Regions from separate parts of the Homo sapiens genome. Here region 1 is linked to region 2. A link is an interaction called in ENCODE POLR2A ChIA-PET data of the cell type or tissue named here. Cell type or tissue: OCI-LY7. All regions are shown on one strand. Region 1 has its middle 2.2 kb from the start of AMBN. Region 2 holds the start of LOC101927297 (a long non-coding RNA gene).

What was found. ChIA-PET counts read pairs that join two places held together with the same protein. Peaks named below come from ENCODE experiments on the same cell type or tissue, not always from the same donor. Only the 100,000 strongest peaks of a DNase experiment are listed, where the experiment ranks them.
Region 1: POLR2A ChIA-PET joins it to region 2 with 8 read pairs; 3 of 35 experiments call an interaction of 5 or more read pairs at or near these places.

The regions. Positions count from the first base shown.
Region 1 is chr4:70,588,033-70,592,032 of GRCh38, forward strand. No RefSeq gene overlaps it. Among named protein-coding and RNA genes, the nearest start is that of AMBN, 2.2 kb to the right of the region's middle. In OCI-LY7, no CTCF peak of the experiment used is centred here; a DNase peak (open chromatin) is centred at 2,009.
Region 2 is chr4:70,676,691-70,680,690 of GRCh38, forward strand. It overlaps LOC101927297 (a long non-coding RNA gene), which reads left to right and starts at 1,968. Exons shown (of 4, transcript XR_938860.3): 1 at 1,968-2,052; 2 at 2,487-2,587. In OCI-LY7, no CTCF peak of the experiment used is centred here; DNase peaks (open chromatin) are centred at 131, 869, 1,861, 3,891 and 1 weaker place; H3K4me3 peaks cover 3,636 bases; H3K27ac peaks cover 4,000 bases.

The DNA of each region.
Region 1 (4,000 bases), 89 kb before region 2:
TTAAGAGGACAGATTTCTTGTTCAATGTTCTTACTACTTAATAAAAAAGCACACATACAAAAGAACACAAGGAAATTTTTGGAGGTAATGCATATGTTTATTACCTTAGTTGTAATGCTGATATCAAGGGTATATGCGTATGTCTAAACTCATCAAGATGTATACATTAAATATGTGCAATTATTGTATATCAATTATACCTCAATAAAGCTGAGAAAGTATTTTAATATGAAGCAGATTTTTAGCCTTCATATTTCATTTCCACAAGAATGATAATAACTCATGATCACTGAACATTTCTTGGCTACCAGCTAGTGTGCTAAGCACCTTATATTTCGTATTTAAATTAAATTAATGCTGACCTACGGTAGACCACATTTCACAGATAAAAATGTTATATGAGCTTGGGCACAGTGGCTCATGCCTGTAATCCCAGCACATTGGGAGGCCGAGGTGGGTGGATCACCTGAGGTCAGCAGTTCGTGACCAGCCAGGCCAACATGGTGAAACCTCGTCTCTACTAAAAATACAAAAAATTAGCTGGGCATGGTGGTGGATGCCTGTAATCTCAGCTACTCGACAGCCTGAGACAGAAGACTCACTTGAACCCAGGAGGTGAAGGTTGCAGTGAGCCAAGACTCTGTCTCTCTCTCTCTCTCTCTCTCTCTCTCTCTCTATATATATATATATAATGTGTATATATATAAAACATATGTATATATACACACATATATACATATAGAAAACATACTATATATACACATATATAAAATATATACACATACATATATACATATATAACATATATGTATATATGTTATGTATGTATGTATATGTTATATATGTATATATGTTATATATGTATGTATATATACACATATATAAAATATGTGTATATATAATATATAAAATATACTATATATACATGTATATATAAAATATATATACATTTATACATATATACATATATAACATATATACATATATAAAATGTATATATACATATATATGCATATATACATACATATATACATATATATAAAATATATGTGTATGTGTATATATATATAAAATATATGTATTTATATAAAGTGAAAACATGGAGGCCAGGTGCAGTGGCTCATGCCTGTAATCCCAACACTTTGGGAGGCCAAGGTGGGCAGATCGCTTGAGGCTAGGAGTTACAGACCAGCCTGCCCAACATGGTGAAACCCTGTCTCTACTAAAAATACAAAAATTATCTGGGTATGGCGGCGCGTGCCCTTAGTCCCAGCTACTCAGGAGGCTGAGGCATGAGAATTGCAGGAACCTGGGAAGCGGAGGTTGCAGTGAGCCAAGATCGTGCCACTGCATTCCAGCCTGGATGACAGAGTGAGACTCCGTCTCAAAAAACTTTAAAAAAAAAAACTACATGAAGATTATATAGTGGCTCATTCAATGTCATATGACCAGTGAGTATTACAGAGGGGATTTAAACAGCTGTGCTCTCAACCACTTTACTAACATATTCTGCCAGATCTTGTTGCTCTAAATTTTTCATTGTAACTTTTTCTATGGCCTATGTCTCTTCATGTGTCTCACATCTTTTGTCACTTTGAGATTTTTTTTTATTTTGCTGTACTCCAGACACAAGTATTTTCTTATAACTGACTCTCTGATTCTTCTTCATACAGGTATGGTCTTGGCCAACATAACATGGTTTCCATCAGCTATGGTAATTTCCTTATATCTATAATCACTGTCAGAAACTCATTCATACATTCATACTAATTTCCAGATTTCATTGTAATAGAAAATTTTTTGTAGGATATATTAGTATTACATTTACCAACTTTCCCAGTAACATACATCCCATAAAATCTGACAAAAAACTGTTTATTAGCTGAAAAAATGAAACCAACTCCAATTGATTACAATCATTATTACAATATGAATACACACTGTCTCATGCAAAGTGGGAAACAAGATTGGAAAGAGGAACTGAAATGTTCAATTGACTGTCTAGTTACAGAGGGTGAACTTTATGACAGCCTTAGAGATCCTTACATAGTTTTTGAGTGGGGCAGTGAAATGCCAAAACCAGTATTTTAGGAAGATAAGTCTAGTGTTGGTGTGCAGGATATTGGAGGAGAAATAAACTACCAGATAAACATCTGGAAGTCAGTAAGCCAGAATGGAGTGTGACATTTAAAAAAGGAAGAAGCAACAGTGTGTATGATATATTGGATATTTGGCTCAAAAGCAAAGCAGAACATAAGAATCCTACCAAAACATCATTATTAGTGTGTCATGATCACGCTTATAAACTTTACAAGACACACACATACACACTATTTGCCAGTTTTTTAGCCAACTAGGAAGCTCGTTCCTATGGATTCAGCATCAACTTCCACAGAGAAAATGTCCTCCATCAGGTCCCTCCTCTACCTCCTTGGAGCTTATGAACCTAGCTGCCAGCACTCCTCCTCCTCCAGCACACACACACACACACACACACACACACACACACACACAGTTCTTGTGGTCTCATATTTCATGTAGTTTCTCCTACCAAAAGGACAATCAACTCATTCATTCAGCACCCAATAAATGGCAGCTGCTGCATCTTCACCATCTCACCAATCTTTAAGACAAGCTCAGGCTGGGCGTGGTGGCTCACGCCTGTAATCCCAGCACTTTGGGATGCCAACACAGGAGGATCACCTGAGGTCGGTAGTTTCAGACCAACCTGGCCAACATGGGGAAACCCTGTCTCTACTAAAAATACAAAAAAAGTTAGCCGGGCATGGTGGCGCAGGCCTGTAATCGTAGCTGCTCAGGAGGCTGAGGCAGTAGAGTCGCCTGAACCCAGGAGGCGGAGGTTGTAGTGAGCTGAGATCACACCACTGCACTCCAGCCTGGGCAACACAGCGAGACTCCGTCTCAAAAAAAAAAAAGACTAGCTTGTGGTCATTAATTATTATCCTTACATAACAGAAGAAGGAACTGGGGCTCAAAAGAGATTAAGGGACTGCATCAAGCACCAGAGACAGCATGAAAAATAATACTTTTCATTTCAATAACATTTTGCTGTTTGCAAAACACATTCACATTCTTCATTTCTTTGCATCCTAAAGATAATTCTGGTATCAGTGGAACACAGAGGTTTTCAGGAGCAGCTTCTAAGATAACATTATTTGAAGCTGTTAGGCCTACATTTGGGTATGGATACAGCTTTCTCTCAAAATACCAGCTTCCTCAATGTTCCCTGTAATTGACAAGATCCCTACTTCCCTAAAGAGTGTACTGACTCATCCCTTCTTCAGAACTAATCTTAAATGCTTATCCCTACCATATCTGAAATCACAACTTTGGAAAGACAAGGATGGGCAGAGAAGTAACAAAAGCAGCTAATATTCAATCCACATCCAAGATATTATCTGTTCACGGAGAAAAACCAATCTGTGTTGACGTTAACCTTTTAAGTGATCGAAATATGTCTTATTAACCTGGCTTGATACTAATGCCTGGGAATGTGTCTATCTGAAGAGTGAACTGACACTTGTGCCCATTGATTTGGTTCATAGAGAATGTTCTGATTTACGTCCCCGTCCCCACAGATTTTTTTTAAAATGCACCAAACGTTTACCTGAAGTAAACCTGATTCTTGCAAAGGGTCCAACTGTAGTTTCTTACAAAAGCTTGGCTATCTCTAATCAATTATCTCCAGATATGAAAATATCTAGGAAATTCAAGGAAGAAATCACACACATTAATTTTCCATCTAACATTTTAGTGTTTTCTTTTAAACTCTGTGTGTGCTGGGGGGAAGGACAGTAGTCTCTTTTACTACAACAAACAGGAGGGTGAAAACCTGAAGAATGCTAGCATTGGGTCACTAGCTTTATCTGCAGATAAAACCTGCACAAAACAGGTTTTGTTTTGCACCTATTTTACATATATTTTCCCCAGCTCACCAAAATAATTGTCTTCAGAGCCTATGTCCATTATTCCTTTACTG
Region 2 (4,000 bases):
AGCTTGGCCCACACAGGATGAGGAGCAGGAAGGAAGGCACTTGTAGCTGCAGCAGAGTGAGGGGGAGAATCATAGTAGATAACAACACCATGCACTTTATAGGATTAACTTTTTTCCCCCATTTTTTTTTTTTTTAGATGGAGTCTCTCTCTGTCACCCAGGATGGAGTGCAGTGACATGATCTCGGCTTACCGCAACCTCCGCTTCCTGGGTTCAAGCGATTATCCTGCCTCAGCCTCCTCAGGAGCTGGAACTACAGGCATAAACCACCACACCTGGCTAATTTTCGTCTTTTTCAGTAGAGGTGGGGTTTCACCATGTTGGCCAGGCTCATCTCAAACTCCTGACCTCAAGTGATCTACCCACCTTGGCCTCCCAAAGTGCTGGGATTACAGGCGTGAGCCACCATTCCTGGCCTTTTCCCCCATTTCAATTGTACAAGCTTAGAATCTATTTTGAACTTCAGAATCAATCTTAGTCATTCTAAAGCTAAAGGTAGAGAGCCTAAGCCTCTTAACTTACAGTCCATTTTACCTCTCACAATACCAAGAGCCATTAATACTATTTTTTCACATCTATATGGAGAAATTTCTTCTAATTGGCATTTTTTGGGGGTGGGGGAATTGAAAGATTAGACTGAATCATTTCACAATGTGATGTTTTGATTATGTATACCTTGTGAAATGATACAAAACTTAGAAATCTGTAATTTAAATAAGTGAAATAATCAAAAATGATTTTGTCTAACAAAAATGCTTTAGCTGGCTGAACACGGTGGCTCATGCCTGTAATCCCAGAACTTCAGGAGGCTGAGGTTGATGAATCACCTGAGGTCAGAAGTTTGAGACCAGCCCAGCCAACGTAGTAAAACCCCAGCTCTACTAAAAATACAAAAATTAGCTGGGTGTGGTGAAGTACATCTGTAGTCCCAGCTACTTGGGAGGCTGAGGCAGGAGAATCACTTGAACCCAGGAGGAGGCTGCAGTGACCCAAGATCACACCGCTGCACTCCAGCCTTGGCAACAAAGCAAGACTCTGTCTCAAAAAAATATATATATATTTAGCTATTTTTGCAGAGATATACACTGAATGATTTTTTCTGATATTATATAAGCATTGAATGATTAAAAGTCAAACAGAGCATTTTTACTCAACTTTGATACCCTTTGATACCCTCCTTCCTAATCTTTGTGACTTCCAACCTCATTAAATGTCTGATAATACTAACTGCCATTTTTTAACCCTAAACATTTTCGTTCTTATATGCAGAGTTTCTTCAAATATTGATCTCTATCCAAGCACAGTGTATGTAAAATTTATATTTAGATATCAGGAGGCAAAAGCTGGTCAGTTGGGTGCAGTGGCTCACGCCTGTAATCCCAACACTTTGGGAGGCCAAGGCAAGCAGATCATTTGGGGTCAGGAGTTAAAGACCAGCCTGGCCAACATGGTGAAACCCCATCTCTACTAAAAATACAAAAATTAGCTGGGAATGATGGCGCATGCCTGTAATCCCAGATACTCGGGAGCTGAGGCAGGAGAATTGCTTGAACCTGGGATACAGAGGTTGCAGTGAGCCAAGATCATGCCACTGCACTCCAGCCTGGGCGACAGAGTGAGACTCCATTTCAAAAAAAAAAACAGAGGCAAAAGCTGAATTTAAAAAAAAAAACCCTCAAAATATGAAGAAGAAACTTCATTCCAAATTCTTACTAAAAATTAAAAAATACAAACCAAAAAATTGACTTCTTTTTCTCGAACAGCTTTCCACATAGACTTTTAGGGTAGTCCTTCTGTGGTTAAATGTTTATGAGGAGAATTGCACCTGTGTTGTGGTCAGCTTTTAAATAAACTTGCACCTGCAGTGGTTTTTCATAGAATTGCTGTTTGAGAAATTACATGTCAGTGGTTTGACCATCACACAGAGCTATTTCCCTTCACCATATCACCTGCCAGGCAGGTCCTAATTTAAAAAGGGCCTACTTCCAAAAATTCATTTGAAAAAAAATCTGGTTAGATTTCATGGTAATCTCTCCAGGGACACAATAATAAGTAAGGTTTCCAGGATACCCCTCAAACAAAAAGAATATGCTCCCTTCAATTCATCCATTGCAGTGGTCTGGTCCTTCTCTGCTTTAAGAAAACTTCTGATTTCTGGAGAGGCTTCTGCTCTAGTCAATTATGTCTGCTTTCCTTTTCCTGTATATTATCTGCTAATTCCTGTTTCAGAATCTTTTTTAGTTTGTCATTTTCCTTACCATAAATTTATTTCTCTTTCCTTCCTGTTCATCCTCATAAAAAACCCTAAAATCTTTCAAACTAATTCAAGTAGGTCTAAATGTCATTCCATTCTGTTCACTCTTTTACTTTGTTTCTTCATTGCTAATAAATTCATCTTGTATCTTGTATACCATTTTACTCAGCTGGCATATTACTTTATCACTTTTCTTCATATGTGTGTAATTTTATATATTAATGTTTTCTAGATGCAGAGAGGTGTTCATAAAGAGCAATATCAGATGGCACCCCAAAAAAGGATATGAAAGAACACCAAAAGGGAACTCTAAAGATTTAGTTGGAAAAGTAGGTAAGAAAATACAATTTTCTTGTTCTAACTCTTCTATTCAGAGTGTTTACATCATATGTAAGTGCCATACTAAGTTCATTTTCCCTAATAACGAGAAAGCATAAATCTGTGGTGAGGAATATCCAGTCAGTTATTTTTAAAATATCAGATGCAACTGTAAAGATGTGTCTTAAGAGACACTTCTACTTAGTCTTCCTACTGAACAAAAGAGCAAACGCTGTGGAGTCAGTTATTGCCTGGGTGCAAATGGGACTCTGACAAGTTATAAAATCTTGTTTTCTCTGTTTCATCTATAAAATGGGCATCACTGTAGTACATACTTCACAAGATTGATGAAAATTAAATTGATAAGTGTAAAGCATGGAATATGCTAGAACATGGCTACAACATATAAACAATTACTTTAGCATAATGCTTAGCTCTTGATCTGCCTACTTTTCATATCCATATTCCCAGGACCCTGATTTAGACACAAAAACGCATCACTCTGATGACTATCACCATCTTGCACCAACTTCCTTCTGTCAATTTTCCAATCCTTCCCTGTTTAAAACCCTCCAATGATTCCCCTTTGCTCATAGCATAAATAATATATCTCTACCCAAAATAGATATAGATCAAGATCACATTTGCAAATAGCTTATTAAATTCTTAGGTCATTTTTAATAATTTCTAATACCTTATTGAAATTTAACAGAGCTTGGTTTTTTTTTTTTTTTTTTTTTTTGAGACAGAGTCTCACTCTGTTGCCCAGGCTGGAGTGCAGTGGTGCAATCTTGGCTCACTGCAACCTCCGCCTCCCAGGTTCAAATGATTCTCCTGCCTCAGCCTCCTGAGTAGCTAGGAGTACAGGTCTGGGCCACCACACCCAGCTAATTTTTGTATTTTTAGTAGAGATGGGGTTTCACCATGTGGGCCAGGCTGCTCTCGAATTCCTGGCCTCAAACAATGCACCTGCCTCGGCCTCCCAAAGTGCTGGGATTACAGGCATGAGTCACTGCGCCCAGCCAATCCAAGCCTTTTTAATTTGACACCTGGAGATATGTAGTCCTATAACTCTAGTAGCAGGTAGGTAGTATAACACTTTTGGTCTACTAGTTCACGTGTGCTAGTTACTTAAGTCAGAACAACCCAAAATTATATTTTATTTGCCTTTAGTTAAATATCAAATATGGTCCCACGTTTCAACTGAATTTTAAAGACATCAAAAATTTCTTTCTCTAAAGAGATCCATATATCAAACCATCTAGAAGACATCTAGACACTTAAATAGCTTCACAGACACCTCAAATCAAACATATACAAAACTTAACTTCCCATTTCTTGGCCCCTGCTTAAATCTTTTTTTTTTTTTTTTTTTTTTGAGATGGAGTCTCGCTCTGTCGCCCAGGCTGGAGTGCAGTGGCGTGATCG